Linked DNA regions of Homo sapiens: region 1 is linked to region 2. Evidence: read pairs that join two places in POLR2A ChIA-PET (ENCODE). Cell type or tissue: PC-9. All regions are shown on one strand. Links, peaks and the distances in the headings refer to the core of each region. The heading gives the core; the rest is flanking DNA. Region 1 has its middle 6.1 kb from the start of SNORD52. Region 2 holds the start of LY6G6D (lymphocyte antigen 6 family member G6D).

Region 1 (2,905 bases), core at 257-2,756, 130 kb before region 2:
GTGGCACAATCATGGCTCACTGCAGCCTCAACTTCCAGGGCTCAAGCAATTCTCCCATCTCAGCCTCCCAAGTAGCTGAACCACGGCATGCCATCACAACCGGCTAATTTTTAAAATTTTTTGTAGGAACTGGATTTCACCGTGTTGCCCAGGCAGACTGGTCTCAAACTCCTGGGTTCAAGAGATCTGCCCACCATGGCCTCCCACAGTGCTGGGGTTGCAGGTGTGAGCCACCGCACTATGCTTCTTTTTTGTTAGAGACGGGATAGGCCGGGCTTGGTGGCTCAAGCTTGTAATCTCAGCATTTGGGGAGGCCAAAGCAGGTAGATCATTTGATTTCAGGAGTTAGACACCAGTCAGGCAATATAGTGAAAACTTCACTGTATAAAAAATTTAAAAATTAGCTGGGCATGGCTGGGCGCGGTGGCTCACCTGTAATCCCAGCACTTTGGGAGGCCGAGGCAGGTAGATCATGAGGTCAGGAGATCGAGACCATCCTGGCTAACACGGTGAAACCTCGTCTCTACCTAAAATACAAAAAAATTAGCCAGGCGTGGTGGCTAGCACCTGTAGTTCCTGCTACTCGGGAGGCTGAGGCAGGAGAATGGCGTGAACCTGAGAGGCAGAGCTTGCAGTGAGCCAAGATCGCGCCACTGCACTCCAGCCTGGGTGACAGAGCAAGACTCCGTCTCAAAAAAAAAAAAAAAAGGTCAGGTACGGTAGCTCACGCCTGTAATCCCAGCACTTTGGGAGGCCAAGGCAGGTGGATCACGAGGTCAGGAGATCGAAACCATCCTGGCTAACACGGTGAAACCCCATCTTTACTAAAAATACAAAAAATTAGCTGGCCGTGGTGGTGGGTGCCTGTAGTCCCAGCTAGTCGGGAGGCTGAGGCAGGAGAATGGTGTGAACCCAGGAGGTGGAGCTTGCAGTGAGCCGAGATTGCACCACTGCACTCCAACTTGGGCGACAAAGCAAGATTCTCTTTCAAAAAGAAAAAAAAATTAGCTGGGCATGATGGAGCACCTGTAGTTCCAGCTACTTCAGAGGCTGAGGTGGGAGGATCACTTGAGCCCAGGAGGTCAAGGCTGTAGTGAGCTGTAATCTTGCCACTGTACTCGAGCCTGGGCAACAGTGACACCCTGTCTCAAAAAAAAGAGAGGGTAGGCCCGGTGCAGTGGCTCACACCTGTAATCCCAACACTTTGGGAGGTGGGTGAATCACCTGGAGTCAGGAGTTTGAGACCAGCCTGGCCAACATGGTGAAACCCTATCTCTACTACTGAAGAAAAAAAAAAAAAAGAGGGTGGGTAGGAACTCTGTTATCTATTTACAAACAAGGAAATTGTTATGGGAATCACTGAGGAACTTAGCCAAAGTTAACCTAGCAGTAAGTGTTCAGTCTGGCTCCTGAATCTTTTTGAAACAGTCTCACTCTGTCACCCAGGCTGGAGTGCAGTGGTGCCATCTTGGTTCACTGCAACCTCCACCTCTCAGGTTCAAGCGATTCTCATGCCTCAGCCTCCCAAGTAGCTGGGCTTACAGGCGCATGCCACCATGCTCGGTTAACTGTATGTATGTATGTATGTATTTTGAGATGTAGTTTCATTCTTGTTGCCCAGGCTAGAGCATAATGGCATGATCTCAGCTCACTGCAACCTCCGCCTGCCAGGTTCAAGTGATTCTCCTGCGTCAGCCTCCCGAGTCGCTGGGATTACAGGCGTGTGCCACCACACCTGGCTAATTTATTTTTGTATTTTTAGTAGAGACAGGGTTTTGCCATGTTGGCCAGGCTGGTCTCGAACTCCTGACCTTAGGTGATCCACCTGCCTCGGCCTCCCAAAGTGCTGGGATTACAGGCGTGAGCCACCATGCCTGGCCCTAATTGAGATGGAGTCTCACTCTGTCGCGCAGGCTGGAGTGCAGTGGCGGGATCTTGACTCACTGCAAGCTCCACCTCCCGGGTTCACGCCATTCTCCTGCCTCAGCCTCCCGAGGAGCTGGGACTACAGGCGCCCGCCACCACGCCCGGCTGATTTTTGTATTTTTAGTAGAGACGGGGTTTCACCGTGTTAGACAGGATGGTCTTGATCTCCTGACCTCGTGATCTGCCCGCCTCGGCCTCCTAAAGTGCTGGGATTACAGGCGTGAGCCTGGCCCTTTTTTATATTTTTTTTAGTAGAGATGGGGTTTCACCATGTTGGCCAGGCTGGTCCCTAACCCCTGACCTCAGGTGATCTGTCCGCCTCAGCTGCGATTACGGGCATGAGCCACCATGCCAGGCCCTGAAGTTTTTTATGTCCACAAATGTGTATGGAAGGGTGGACTCCAAATGAACTACAGGAAAATACATGAACAACAACAAAAGTTGCAGGCCAGGTGTGGTGGCTCTGGCCTAGAATCACAGCACTTTCACTTTCAGAGGCTGAGGCTGGCGGATCACCTAAGTTCGGGAGACCAGCCCGACCAACATGGAGAAACCCCATCTCTAATAAAAATACAAAATTAGCCGGGCGTGGTGGCATATAATCCCAGCTACTTGGCAGGATAAGGCAGGAGAATCGCTTGAACCCAGGAGGCAGAGGTTGTGGTGAGCCAAGATAGTGCCACTGCACTCCAGCCTGGGGAACAAGAGCAAAACTATGTCTCAAAAAACAAAAAAGGCTGGGCGCGATGGCTCACGCCTGTAATCCCTGCACTTTGGGAGGCCAAGGCGGGCGGATCACGAGGTCAGGAGATCCAAGACCATCCTGGCTAACACAATGAAACCCGTCTCTACTAAAAATACAAAAAAATTAGCCGGGCACCTGTAGTCCCAGCTACTCCGGAGGCTGAGGCAGGAGAATGGCTTGAACCTGGGAGGCAGAGCTTGCAGTGAGCCGAGATCGCGCCACTACATGCTGCCT
Region 2 (2,905 bases), core at 300-2,799:
GGTCCTCCCACCTTGGCCTCCTAAAGTGCTGGGATTACAGGTGCGAGTGACTGCACTGGCCCTAAAAGTAATTTTTTAAACTCCAGGTATAAAATAATTTATCAGGGCTCTTCAAATGTGTCAGGGTCATGAAAGACAAAGAAAAACAGAACTGGCACAGATCAGAGGAGACTAAGAAGACATGAGAGCTAAATGCAATGTAGGATCTTGCTAAATCAAATAAAGTCTGTAGATTAGTTAGTAGTATTGTATCAGTTATTTTGTGATTTTGATAATTGTGCTATGGTTATGTAAGATGTTAGCATTAGGAGAAGTTGAGTATTTCTGCAACTTTTCTGTCAATCCAAAATTATGTTAAAATAAAATATTAAAAACATGTACACACACACACACACACACACACACACACACACACACACCCCTCCCTGGTCCTTAACTAATGCCGAAAATTTGAAGTTTGGTTTTAACTTTGGCCTTTCAGGGCCAGAGCTCTTCATTTGTGAGCTAATGGGCCTATGAGATTCTTTTAGGAGAATAAGGAGGTGGGGAAGTGGGGGCACAAGGACTGTGGGCCTCTCAGGGGCTCCGTGCCAGGAGCCAGAAGGGGTACAGACTGCTCTCCTCTAACAGCTGCACCATCTGCCCAGAGCCAGACTGAGCCTGGAGGGTTCTGGAAGCCAGAAGGATTGACATGGGGCTGGAGGCAGGGAAAGGCTGCTGGAAGAGGGAGAAACTGAGGACTCACGGTTTCCAGGTAGCTTGATCTGTTCCAGGCCTGGCTGGGGTCTGCCCTCGCCACAGGTGGTCACGGCCTCTTTGCAAGAACTGCTGGGGCTTCCACCACAGTTGTAGCACCGCATTCGGTTTCCTGGCAGGAGAAAAGAGGCGCTGGACCTGGGCCCTCGGTGGAGCCGGCTGGCAGAAGGCCTGTGTGAGAAGCTAGCTGGCCGCCTCCTTACCCAAGGCAGCCCCTAGCAGGGAGCTGAGCAAGATCCCAACAAACTGGGGTTTCATCGCAGTCTGCCCGTGTCAGGACCGCCTCTACCTCCTGCCCACCCCCCTCCCCAGCCCGGCTCTGCCTGCCTTATATCCCCCGTGCCTTGAGCTTTATAGGGCTATAAAAAAGGAAGAAAGAGTCTCCCCCAGCAGGCACCAAGGGCCCCAGTGGGGACAGGGAGGGGCCCCACAGCATGCTCTCAGCATCCTCTGGAGTCCTCAAACTCCTTTATCCTCAGCAGCAGTCTGTGGACCAACAAGAACCCCTGAGGATCCCTGATACCCTTTCACAGGGTCCTTGAGGGTCCTCCTTTTGCAACTATCTGTGTAAGGTCAGATTTTCTTCATATACTGGACTTCAACGAAAACAACATATCCCAACAGACTGAATGCAGAAGCAGATAGGAAAACCCAGGCATCTCCCACGAAGCCTGACACTAGATTCACAAAAATGTAAAGCAATGCTCAGCTTCTCACTGTGCTGTGGAGAAATAATAGTTATTTTTCACAAAACTGTATTTTGTTAGCATGTAATACTTTATTATTTTTATTGTTTAAATAAATCAATAAATACCTACTTTAAATTTTCTGTTTTAATTTTTAATGTAGTAAATATTGATATAACCTCATAAAGAAAAGCTCTTCAGAGTCTTAAGTAACTTTGAAAAGTGTAAAGAGGTCCTGAGATCAATATTTTTGAAAAGAGCTGCTCTCCTGGGCACCTGTGTCTCCCCTATCTTCACTCCCTGTTCCTAGTCTTACTCCTCCTGGTACATGCTGGCTCTGATTCCCCAGATGGGCCTTCCTCCTTCCCAGTCTCTTCAACCCCAGCCTTCCAGGCTGTATCACCACCCCCCTACCCCAAATCCCATCCATGCCTTCCTTTCTAGTGATTTCTCCCCAGTGCAAGCACATCAGCAGGCCCTCCAGCCCCACCCGTGGTTATTTCTTTCCTCCAAGGTAGTAAAGCTGGCAGGGATAATTACAGGGTAGGAATGTTGAAGCTTGGGGGGATCAAAGGGATCTGAAGCTGGGTGGGGTCCGCCCTTACACAGCTGGGCTTTGTGTGTGCATGTGGGTGTGTGGGTGGGGGTATTGTTGATTCTACACTCAAACAGATCCACGCCGGGGCTGTTTAGGAGGGTGACTTTGAGAGACATGAAAGCACTGAGGGGGAAAGACAGAGAAAACAAAGACAGAGAGAAGCTGAGAGAGCCAGGGAGCAGCTTGAGACATGGGGAGGGAGGGGGAGGAGTAGGAGGGAAGGCGACAGACACAACTCAGGAGCAGGAGAGGAAGCTAAGTTACAGAGACAACATGCTGAGAGAGCAGAGGAGACCCTCCAGGCAAGGGCAGACTCCTTGCAGGGGCAGGCTGGGGGCCCCCGCTGCCTGCTGGGTCAGGCTGGTGAATCTGGTCATGGTTCCGCCCCCCAGATTCACTCCCTAGGTGTGTTTGTTTACTGGTTCCTCACTGTCTTGCTCAAATGCTCCAACTCTACAAATCCCGGGATCTCGGGGTGCAGATCACCTCTCCCAGATTCCTGAGCCTGTGTCTGGCCATGGGCACCTCCAGCATCTTCCTCTGCGTGCTGTTCCTCTGTGGGGCACTGGGTAAGGGTGGGCTGGGGAACCTTCAGTGGTCAGGGGGCTGGGGGTGGGGACAAGGGCATGTGGAGGAACCTGAGGGCTGGGGAGGAGAGGGGTGTGGGTGCTGGAAGAGGCCAAGAAGAGAGCTGGGGGAGTGGGGGACTTCAGGGAGACCAGCCACTGGGAAGGCCAGCCTGATGAGGTGGGAAAGGAAGAGTTTCCTTTCAAGGCATTTGAGAATAACTGTCTCCCCCTTGCTGCATCTTTGATCCGCCCCTGTCTCCCCTATCCCTTATTTCACGTGTTGCTTCTGTGCTGGG

What was found. ChIA-PET counts read pairs that join two places held together with the same protein. Peaks named below come from ENCODE experiments on the same cell type or tissue, not always from the same donor. Only the 100,000 strongest peaks of a DNase experiment are listed, where the experiment ranks them.
Region 1: POLR2A ChIA-PET joins it to region 2 with 11 read pairs; 26 of 35 experiments call an interaction of 5 or more read pairs at or near these places.

The regions. Positions count from the first base shown.
Region 1 is chr6:31,841,731-31,844,635 of GRCh38, reverse strand. No RefSeq gene overlaps it. Among named protein-coding and RNA genes, the nearest start is that of SNORD52, 6.1 kb to the right of the region's middle. In PC-9, for the core only: no CTCF peak of the experiment used is centred there; no DNase peak of the experiment used is centred there.
Region 2 is chr6:31,713,465-31,716,369 of GRCh38, reverse strand. LY6G6F-LY6G6D (LY6G6F-LY6G6D readthrough) reads right to left here. Exons shown (of 6, transcript NM_001353334.2): 5 at 746-868. LY6G6D (lymphocyte antigen 6 family member G6D) reads right to left here and starts at 1,022. Exons shown (of 3, transcript NM_021246.4): 1 at 960-1,022; 2 at 746-868. The coding sequence starts at 1,014. It also overlaps the pseudogene LY6G6E. RefSeq lists an enhancer at 2,289-2,905. In PC-9, for the core only: no CTCF peak of the experiment used is centred there; no DNase peak of the experiment used is centred there.